Regions from separate parts of the Homo sapiens genome. Here region 2 is linked to region 1. Evidence: read pairs that join two places in POLR2A ChIA-PET (ENCODE). Cell type or tissue: MCF 10A. All regions are shown on one strand. Each heading gives the region's core, and the rest is flanking DNA. Links, peaks and the distances in the headings are about the cores only. Region 1 overlaps LOC105372649 (a long non-coding RNA gene). Region 2 overlaps KCNB1 (potassium voltage-gated channel subfamily B member 1).

Region 1 (5,374 bases), core at 126-5,125:
ATCACACAATATGTGGTCTTTCGTGACTAGCTGCTTTCACTTGGCAGAATGTTTTCAAGGTTCTCCCATCTTGTAGCCTGGATCAGTACTGGAGTCAGTTATTTAATGCTACATCCTGGGTTCGGGTAAAACGACCTAAAATGTGAGTCCCCCGCTTCAGGAAGCGCCGCTGTAATGAATAAAGAACCTTTTGGGGGAATCATAGCTCAATCTCTTCCTGGTTCTAAGCGGGCAGGTTCAGGCTTCCCTGCGGTGGGGTTGGAGCAGGAGGTTTATCTTTCAGCTGTCCTTGGGACTGGGCAGGAACTTGTTCAAATGTTACTGCTACTCTATCCTCCTTCCTAAATCAGGACTCTGGACGCTCCTGGGAATCACTGTCTGTTGCTGCTCTCTGGGAGTGTGAATGAATCACTGGGTGAGAATGTCAGTAGCACCTGTGTGTGCTGGTCTGGGGCGAGAATCCTGGGCCAAGGGGCAGCGGAGGGGAGAAAGAAGCAGATGGCCACGAGGCCAGCAAGGGGCTGTCCGACTCGTACCCCACAGCCAGCATTCCCTGCCTCTACCCGTACACTTGTTTTGGCTGCAGGAAGCTGTTTTAGGTGGAAATCATTTGATGTGTGTAGGTGCTGTCTTCCCAAACACACCGTGCTCGACAATTGCCCCAGCTCTGCAGGATAGACTTTTTGTAGCTCTTGGTAGCTACCCATTTTTTCAGCCTCTAAATAGTGGTGGTGCCTGTTTTAATCCTCTCATGGATCGTGTAAAGTAGGTGATCTTTTCCCCATTCACAGATGGGAAACTGAGCTTCAGGATAGTCACATGACTTGTCCAAGTTCTCATGATTAGGAAACGTTGGAGCTGGGCTTTGAACTGGACTGCAAAGCTTGTGCTCTTGACGAAATAGGAAGGCAGAGGCTGTGGTGGGGAGCAGCTTGGTTATGGGTACCCAGAAGGCAGAGCCGTTTCTTGCGTACCATAAAATGGGACATTTACCTTGGGTACTCCCTTTGGAGTGTGTTGCTGGAACTTGTGCAGGGACTTAGGGAATCTTCTGGGGAAGAGGCCAGCAATGTGTTGGGGATGGAGACGAGGAGCACTCAGTGTTATGTTTTGGAGCCTTGTCCTACACCTGAGGACCTCCAAGTCTATCAGTCAAGGCCCTTTGGGAAATGAGTGAAAGAACTCAACCAGCTCGAGCAAGGATAATTTATTGACTCATGTAAAGAAAATATCCAGGATAAGACTGCCTTCAGGTATGGCTGGATCCAGGGGTTTAAAGGTTGAAGCCACTGCCTCACTTTCTTTTGGCCTTGCTCTCCTCTCTGTTGACTTTGTGCTTAGGTAGGCATCCTGTGGTGGCACTAATGGCTGCCAGCAGCTCTAGGCTTTCTTCCTCCCCATTCTGCATCACAAAGCTGAAGACAGCATCTCACTTCCAATGGTCTCAGTCTCAGCTACAGGTCTGGGGTTGCTGCTTATTGACCAGGCTCATCTCACACCCCTGGTTCATATTCCTGAATCAATGGGTGGGGGGAGGGTGGGGGAATGCACTGTTTTGATTGGCCGGTGCTGGGTCAGGTGCATATCCTTGGAAGTGGAGGCATGGTCAGTCCTACTTGAACCACGTGAACCAAGAAGGAAAACTCGGGACCCTTGTATCAGAAGCAATGGGAATGGATGCTGGGAATGTTTCAGGCCACAGACATCCTCCTCGTGGGTGGCAGAGAAGCCACCATTCATCTCTGTGGCTTTGCTGCCAACTTGCCATGGGACCTTGAGCAAGCCACTTCCCTTCTCTGAGCCTCAGTTTCCTCATCTGAACAGCGATGATCTTTAAGGGCCCATACAGCCCTGAACTTTTGAGGCCAACAGGGTTTGTCTAGCCAACAGCCTGGCATCCTAGCTTGACAGGTCCAAGCTAAGGCTTAGGAATGCATGGCCTTCAGAAACCCTGGGGTCGAACCTGGGGCTGGGCGCCTGGCCTCTTGTTCTTGCCCATCCTGGCAGGGTACAGCCTGTGATGTGGGAGGGAAGGGTTCTGAGGAGGTTTCTTTGCACATCCCCAGCATTCTCCGTCTATAATTGGCTCCAAATGAAATGATCTCATCCCTGAACACTGAGGAAGAAAGGGTGGGGGTGAAGCTGCTCGCTGGCAGCATCTGACATAGTTTATGACTAACCCGCTTCCCTCCCGAGGCAGGGAGAGACGGTCCGCTCTCTCGAAGACAATGTACAATTTTGAAAAAAAAAATAAAAAAGTCTTGGTAAATAGATTGAGGAGGCTCCAGCCTCCTGGGCTTTTGGGAGGCCCAAGGCATTTTTCCCCTCTGCCCAAACCAGGTATCTTTTGCCCATTGCTCACAAGTCAACGTGACCCGTGCTATTACCATTCCCCAAACTTTTCACGTCAAACCCTGGCCGGGAAGGTGGTCAATGTAGCCAGTCCATCAAGCGATTTGTCCCATATGGATTCTCAATTGAGTTTTGTGGCCGGCTGGAGCTTGTTTAAATGCCCATACATTAATTTTGAAAGATGAGCTCCTAATCAACTTTTAAAAAGCTTGTCACAGCACCATCTGTTTGGCGTTTGTCACTATTGCATTACATAAGAGGAAAGACATTTTTAAAGAATGCGGCTACATTTAGTAATTGGATCGCCGGAGAGAAGCCAAACCGGGGCGGATGGCACCGTGATTCAGAAATGCCACGGGCCCTTCTCCGGGGTGTGGCGGCCTCCCCAAATTCCACGCGGTCTTGGCAGAGACCTGAGTGCAGCCCAGCTTGGGAGACAGGCTTGGGGTGGCTTCTTTTCCTCTTGCCTTGGTCTTCCTCTTATTTTTTCCATTTGTTCTCCCTCACCCCTTGCTACCCCAGTATTAGCAGTGACCAAGTGGCTTTACTTCCCTGAGTCCCAATTTCCTCATCTGGAAAATGGGATTCACAAGAGCACCATCTTGTGAGGTTTAAATGCATTAATGCCTACGGTGCCTGGCACGTGGTGAGTGCTTTATAAAGTGTTGCTATTTTATAAAGCTATGTCTGATGCATAGTAGGTGCCAACACATGTTCATTTTCCTTCCTTTTTCCCTTCCCTTTATTTATTTATTTATTTAGAGACAGGGTCTTGCTCTGTTGCCTAGGCTGGAGCACAGTGGTGCAATCTCAGCTCACTGCGGCCTTCACCTCCCAGGTTCAAGCAATTCTCCCACTTCAGCTCCCTGAGTAGCTGGAACTACAGGCATGCACCACCACACCTGACTAATTTTTTGTATTTTTTTTGGTAGAGACGGGGTTTCACCATGTTGGCCAGGCTGGTCTGGAACTCCTGACCTCAAGTGATCCATCAGCCTTGGCTTCCCAAAGTGCTGGGATTACAGGCGTGGGCCACCGTGCCCGGCCCCTTCCTTCCATTTAATTCAACAAGTTCTTAGGAAGTGCCCACGTTTGAGGCAGAGCTGGCATCATGCACATGCACAGCCATTTGCACAGGGCCCCACACTCACAAGAATGCTGAGCTTGGTTTAGCGTTCTGCTGTCGCTGGCTTGACATTCTTAATTTTTGAACAAGGGGCCCTGCATTTTCATTTTGTACTGGACCCCACAAATTATGCAGCTGGTCTCATCTGGAGGTCTAGAATGATGCTATGTCTTATTTGACCGTCTGATATTTAAAATAACAATAGAGTCAACGTTTTAAAATCAGGAGAGTTCACACAACAGTCTGGCTTATTTTAGAAAATTAGAACATCTTGCCACTGTGAGTCTGCATTCCCACACACTGCCACATGGGCTGGAGCTGGAGTCCTCTATACAGGCCACATCCGCCACTGTCCCCACCACTCCTGGAGGCTTTGGACTGAGTCTCTTTGCTCATTTATAGAGCTTCCAGCATGGTAGCTGGGATCATGGGCTTTGCAGCCAGGTATGTGTTCAGCTTTTCTGTTAATCATCACAGTAACCTCTCTCTTAGGGTAGTAAGGATTAAACTAGTTAATATAGGCAAAGCATCTGGAATATGTTGCACTGTTATTGCTACTGTTCTGCTTTATCCTGGTGCAGAAGCTCAGACCCCCAGTCTGAGGGCTGCCCCTCCGGGAGCTGGAAGCTGCGCCTGTGGCAGCTGGCTATGAAAGCGTCTCTTTCTGCTGTCCCACACAGCAGCCGTTGTCAATGTCCACTTTCTCTCCCTCCACCTGCAGCACCAGAGTTCACACCTTGGGCCCGCCCTCCTAGCATTATTTTGAGAAAAGGGCCTTCTGTCCTGTAAATAGGCTGAGTCATCCCTGCCTCAGGGCCTTTGCACACGCTGCACTTGCTTCCTAGAATACTTCTTTTCCCATCGCTTTGCTTGGCCATCTTCTCCTTTTGGTCTAGCTCAAATGGTACTTCCTCAGGGAGGCTTTTCCTGATCGCCTAAGAAAAGTAGCCCTGTTTTCTTTCCCCTGTCATACACATTCGCCTATATTATTTTCTTCCCAGAACTGGTTTGTTGTGTATCTCCCAGAGGACCAGGTCTGCCTTGGTCACTGTGATATCCCTAGCACTTAGGCCATTGCCTGGCACATGGTAGATGTTTGATAATTATTTATTGAATGAATGAAGGAAGGAAGAAAAGAATTCATCAACTCCTCATGACCACCCTGTAAAGCAGGGACAAGAGACCTGAGTCATGGAGAAGAGAAGGGACTCCTCAAGGTCGCACAGCCCAGAAGGGGCAGAAAGGGTGATGAGGACCTAGGTTTTCTGCTTCTACACCCCCTGTCCCCTCAACCCCCCAGGTGGGAAGCAGCAGAGACATTTGGATCTTTGGCTCGACCAGCCACCAAGAACGGGTCAAGTGTGCAGCAAGGCCCAGAGCACAGCGTCTGAGGGTGGTGAGAGCGATTCACCCAGGCAGCCAGGAGGCGAGACTGTTTACAGGGGCTAGCGGCTGTCGCCATGACAACCGGACAGCCTACAGCTTCCTGCGTCACCAGGGACGCAGGTTTGCTCTTGGCTGGGAAGCAGTGGGGACAATGGAGTGGGGGCTGGGAAATGGGGGGACCCTAAACACTCAGTCTTGGGGGGAGGCAGTTCTCATTTCTGGTTTTTTTTTTTTTTTTGAGATGGAGTCTCGCTCTGTCGCCCAAGCTGGAGTGCAGTGGTGCGATCTCGACTCACTGCAACCTCTGCCTCCCGGGTTCAAGTGATTCTCCTGCCTCAGCCTCCTGAGTAGCTGGGATTACAGGCGTGTGCTACCATGCCCGGCTAATTTTTGTAGTTGTAGTAGAGATGGGGTTTCACCATGTTGCCCAGGCTGGTCTGGAACTCTTGACCTCAAGTGATCTGACTAACTCAGCCTCCCAAAGTGCTGGGATTACAGGTATTAGCCACC
Region 2 (5,374 bases), core at 315-5,314, 75 kb after region 1:
GCTGGAGTGCAGTAGCACAATCATAGCTCACTGCAGCCTCGAACTGCTGGGCTCAAGGGAACCTCCCGCCTCAGCCTCCTGAGTAGATGTAACTATGGGCAGGACCCAGGCGCCTGGCTTCTAAGGATCTTAAACAAGAGTTTTCATGATATAGGTATAAGATTATTCACTGCAGCATTGTTTATTCGATCAAAAAGTTTGGAAACAACCTCAATGTCCATCAACAGGGAAAAATTAACTCAACAGAGGGTCATTTATATGCAGCTGTAAATATGAACACTATGCAGCTGTAAAAAGAACAGAGATGGCTCAATATGCATAAATAGGGAACAGTCCCCGAGGTATGCTGTTAGCAAGCAAAGCACCGCGAGAACAGAATGTATAACAAACTCCCATTTCAATAAAACAAGGAAAAAAGAATATGTACATATATGCATTCACTTATATATGGATATGTTATTTGTGGAAGCGATCACAGGAAATTGGTAACAGTGGCTGCCCCTGGGGAGGAGGACGGGGTGGCTGGGGGACAGGGTGGGAGAGAACTTTTCACTGTGTGCCCTTTTGAACACTTTGACTTTCATACTAGGGAAATATAGTAGCTATTCAGAAAACTGACATTCCAGTATTTTTAGAATTTTGACCTTATCTCTAAATGGGTTAGGTACACAAACAGGGACAGAATGATAACAACGAAAAAAGACTGCATTCCTCAAACAACACTACCCCTGCATCCCTTACTGAACCACTCCTAGAGAATGCCATGGGTTTAAAATACGAATATATAAACAAATCGAATAAATCCTGGGGTTATCTTGTGAGTTATGTGAGTTACACATTTATATTATGTTGTGATTTTATGCAGGTTGTCACGATTTGCTCAATGTTACATCTTAAATGTACTGCAACTTTAGGGATGTCTTCATTTTGTTGTTGTTTTCTTTATAAATTAATATTCCAGGAGTCTCAAAAAAATAGAAGTCTTCCAGGCTTCTCTCCGCTGGAGGGACCCTGTCCCAATTCTCCTTAGGGAGTGAAAGAGACAAGGGAGGCCCGAGAACAGGGACAGTAAACCCGAGTTCTCAGGAGGAACAGCAGCCCACAGTCCCAATTTAGGTGCTCCCAGGGGATGGGGACAGGCTGACCAAGGCACAGAGGCAGGGCCAGGCCTACCCCTGGGGATGTAGATCTGCTGAACATGGGCAAGAGAAAATTCCCACCCTGTGAAGCTGGTCTTGCTGCGGACTGGAGGGGAATGTCTGTGGTTTTTAAGCTGTCTCCTCTGGAAACAGCATCTCACAGCGCCGAGCTAGGAGTGCTACCCAGTTCTGAACAATTCCAGAGCCCAGGCTTTTTAGCCACTAAATCAAAGTGAGAGATGTTGACTTAGTGTAGCCATGGCCTGATCTGAATCGACGTTAAAGTTTCCCAACAGCCCATGAGATGGTAGAAAGGATGAAATGATACTATTAATAATGTACACACGCTTAACTCATTCATGACCATCCCCCTGCGCTGGCTTCAAACCCTGTGTCCAGCCTGTATCTCACTTGATTCTCCCAGCCACCCTAGGAGGTAGCAGTGTTGGTTTCATTATTCCCACTTTACAGACAAGAAAGCTGAGGTTCCGAGTGGGGAAGGAACTTGTCTAAGGTCACAGAGCTAAGGAGTGTCATGCATAGAGTAAAAGTCTCCAATCCAGAGCTCCCTCTGATTCACCACCTGGGGAAGCCAGGGGTGGGCCTAGCTCGGTGCCTCAGTGCCCACGGCATGGATGGGAGAGGCCCCTCATCACCAGGCAGGCAGAGTGCAGGGCAGAGGCGGATGACTCTAGTCTAGACTGTCCTGCTGAGGCTGGTGATGGGGGAGGCTCGCTGAGCCACCAGCTACAGGGAGTCTCAGAATATCTACCACATCAGCAAGACCTTCCAGATCTGCCTGCAGGAGGCACCTGGAACATGCCCACCTCTCACCACCCCCAGAGATCTGCCCTGGGCCAGGCCACATCCTCTTCTACCTGAATGATTGTAGTTGCCTCCTCACTGTCTTTCTGCTTCCATCCTGGCCCGTACAATAAAACACAGTCCATTCTCCAGATTCATCCATACGGATCCTGTTAGAACCTAAGCCAGACCAGGGCACTTTTCTTTGCTCAAAACACCTCCCTATCTCCCAGCATACTGAGGACAACAGCCAAAGTCCTTAGAACAGCCCACAAGGCTCTGCAGGGCCTGGCCCCTCCGTATCTCTCTGGCCTGATCCCCTTTACTCCTCCCCTTGCTCACTCCCCTCCAGCCATGCTGGCCTCCCCTCTGTTCCTGGAGCACAACAGGCATGGTCTGGCCTCAGGGCCTTTGCACTTGCTGTGCCCTCTGCCTAGAACACTCCAGCCCCATATATAGGCCTGTTTCCTTTCTTTGTGTCTTTCAGGTCTCTGCTTAAATCTCACATCCCCAGAATGGCTCTCCCTGACCACTCTATTTCAAATGGCACCCACACCCCATGAATACCAGTCCCCTTACTCCTGACATTTTGCATATATGCAGTGATATTATATATTTGTCTCTTATTTCTTTAGTGTTCTCCTTTTGCTTCTAGAATGCAAGCTTTAAGAGCCACAGGTCTTTGTTCTTTTTCTTGATTGTATTGTTGTGTCCTTCATGCCTAGCAAGGGGCTGGCATACAGTAGACACAAATTAAAGAACAAACAAATGAGTTCCAGGTCTCCAGGCAGACTCCTCAGGACTCCGGGACAACAGAGAGTCCTCTGAAATGTCTCATGAATCTCTCTCTCCATGAAAGGCAAACCCAGCATTACACCATGGGTTGGGCAGTTTATGGCCACATGTCCAGGTGGCTGTAGCAACAATACTCATTAGTCAGTGTATTTTTGTGGTTGAAGGCAAGGTACACTCTGTTTCCTCAAGGTAGTCAAACAAACACCATGAGAACTATGTGGAGCTTGAAGGAAACTGTGAGCTCCAAACTTTCCTGCCAGAAAAGGAAACCAAGGCTAAGAGAAGTAAAATACCTTGCCCAATGTCTCTCACCACTAAGAGGAAAAGTCAGCCCTCAAACTCTGGTCTTCTCACCATGAAGCCAAGAAAAGATCCTCAGAGGACACTGGCACTGGTGATTTGTTGTTAAGACAACCATGCAGATAAGCACAGCCCTGCTGATCAGGGCCTGAGAAAAACAAGGATTCTAGGTCTTCCAAACAACAAAGGTGGCCAGTCATGCAGCACCATGAGTTCAGGGTGAGGTTACAACTCATTGTCAATGTGTTCCTGGAAGACATCCAGAGAGCTCTGGACATTTTCTCCTAAAAGCTTTGGTGAGAGGAGAGGGAAGACGTGTTTGGAAACATTCTCTGGACTCCATTAAAGCAGATGTTCTCGGGACCCAGGCCACCATGTGCATGATGTCCTGCTGACTCACCTGTGGGTCTCCCCAGTTCGGAGAAAACACGTGGCCAAGGCTGGGCAAGAAGGTCTGGATTTCCTGCACAGCCCTTCAAGGAGGTGGGGGGTAGGGACACTGGCCTGAGGACAGAGAACAGACAAGCTGGGGAACCACTTCACATTTGGCCTGCTAGGCCACGTGACATTTGGCCGAAACCAACTTTGGCCAATGTGAAGTTCTAAGAAATATCTTGTTCTGGGATGAGCACTTATGGTGTAACAGTCCTGCAGAGCATTTTCTTCCAAAACCTTCTGGCCTACTGACATGCCATGGACTTGCCAACCATGTGAGTCTCAAAACATAATCCCCACATTCTCTGCCATTCCTCCATCAAGAGACAAGGCTTTTGTCTCTTCCCTTTGAGTTTGGGCTCTGCAACTGCTTGTTCAGTAGAATATGGCAGAAATGACCCAGTGCCAGTTTCAGGACCCAGACCTTGAGAAACTGGTATCTTTCACTTCCTGCTCATTGGTATGATCACTCTTGGAACCAGATGCCTCCTGTGAGGAAACTCAAGCCACCTCATGGAGGGGAACTGTCAGACAGCAACATCTTTCCAGCCCTGCGAGCAAGTGAGCCCCAGTTGAGCCGCCCCGGTGGAGGCTGTGTGCAGAGCAGAAATGAACCAGGCCTGTCCATCCTGGCCCACACTGCAGATTCACGAGCAAATAAATGTTTTGTTTTAAGCCACTAAGTTTTGGAGGGTGGTGTGTTATGTGGCTGTAGAGAAATAGAACATCTTCCCAACTGGGAAGGAATTTCCTGGGCCCTGCAGGAACCCAATCCAGATGTAGGATTTTAATAATAACAGAGAGGCCTGGGGTTATTTTAAGGAAGACCAATAAATCAGGTCAGGAAACATCATCTGCTGACTTCCCTCTGGCACTCCCTAGCCTTGTCAATGAGAATAGCTGAGAACAGTCTAGGAGTCTTCCCTATTTGAGATAGAATCCTCTGCTAATCAAACACACCTCGGGATCCTCTATGGCCAGGGTGGAGGTGGCAAAAGTGGAGAACAAATGTTTTCCCTTAATTCAGGATCTTATATATTTTTCACAGAATGTGGAATTACCTGGTGGCTATCGTCCTACTTGGACTATCAAAGGAAATAAGGCCGCTCTATAGGCAAGCATCAGAAACCTCTCCTTCTATTCCTTTCCTGTTTTATTTATTGTGTGGGGCTGCCATGGAGATGGAGCTGGGAAGAGACAGGGGAAGTTCAGCCTACAAAATCTTTGTGAAGCTGGGTGCAGTGGCGCATGCCTGTAGTCCCAGCTATTCGGGAGGCTGAGGTGGGAGGGGTGCTTGAGCTCAGGAGATCAAGTGTGCTGTGAGCTCTGGTTGCACCACTGCACTCCAGCCTGGGTAAGAGAATGAGACCCCATCTCTTTTTTTTTTTTTTTTTGAGATGGAGTCTCACCATGTTGCTCGGGCTGGAGTGCAGTGGTGCGATCTCAGCTCACTGCAACCTCTGCCTCCCAGGTTCAAGTGATTCTCTTGCCTCAGCCTCCCGAGTAGCTGGGATTACAGGTGCATGACACCATGCCTGGCTAATTTTTGTATTTTCAGTAGAGATGGGGTTTTACCGTGTTCGTCAGGCTAGTCTCAAACTCTTGACTTCAAATGATCCGCCCACCTTGGCCTCCCAAAGTACTGGGATTACAGGTGTGAGCCACCGCGCCCAGCCTGAGATCCCCTCTCTTAAAAAAAAACTGTGAATGCCTCTTTTTGTTGGAGTAGGGTTTGGACTGGTTCTTTGCTTGCTTTTCATCAAAGTGGGTTTGTCATGTGATTTTAAAAGTCTCTAAAACTCTGCCTGCCAAAGTATCCATCTGTCTTATTTTATGTTAGCTAGAACACCCCAAGGGGCCAGGATGGCAGGACAAGCTCCAAGGGGTGATGTGGGCAATAG

What was found. Peaks named below come from ENCODE experiments on the same cell type or tissue, not always from the same donor. Only the 100,000 strongest peaks of a DNase experiment are listed, where the experiment ranks them.
Region 2: POLR2A ChIA-PET joins it to region 1 with 11 read pairs; 3 of 35 experiments call an interaction of 5 or more read pairs at or near these places.

The regions. Positions count from the first base shown.
Region 1 is chr20:49,343,081-49,348,454 of GRCh38, forward strand. All of the region lies in intron 2 of LOC105372649 (a long non-coding RNA gene), which reads left to right. Among named protein-coding and RNA genes, the nearest start is that of SNORD12, 65 kb to the left of the region's middle. In MCF 10A, for the core only: no CTCF peak of the experiment used is centred there; DNase peaks (open chromatin) are centred at 2,141 and 2,691.
Region 2 is chr20:49,417,646-49,423,019 of GRCh38, forward strand. All of the region lies in intron 1 of KCNB1 (potassium voltage-gated channel subfamily B member 1), which reads right to left. The region is part of intron 2 of LOC105372649 (a long non-coding RNA gene); the gene reads left to right. Among named protein-coding and RNA genes, the nearest start is that of KCNB1, 62 kb to the right of the region's middle. In MCF 10A, for the core only: no CTCF peak of the experiment used is centred there; a DNase peak (open chromatin) is centred at 2,886.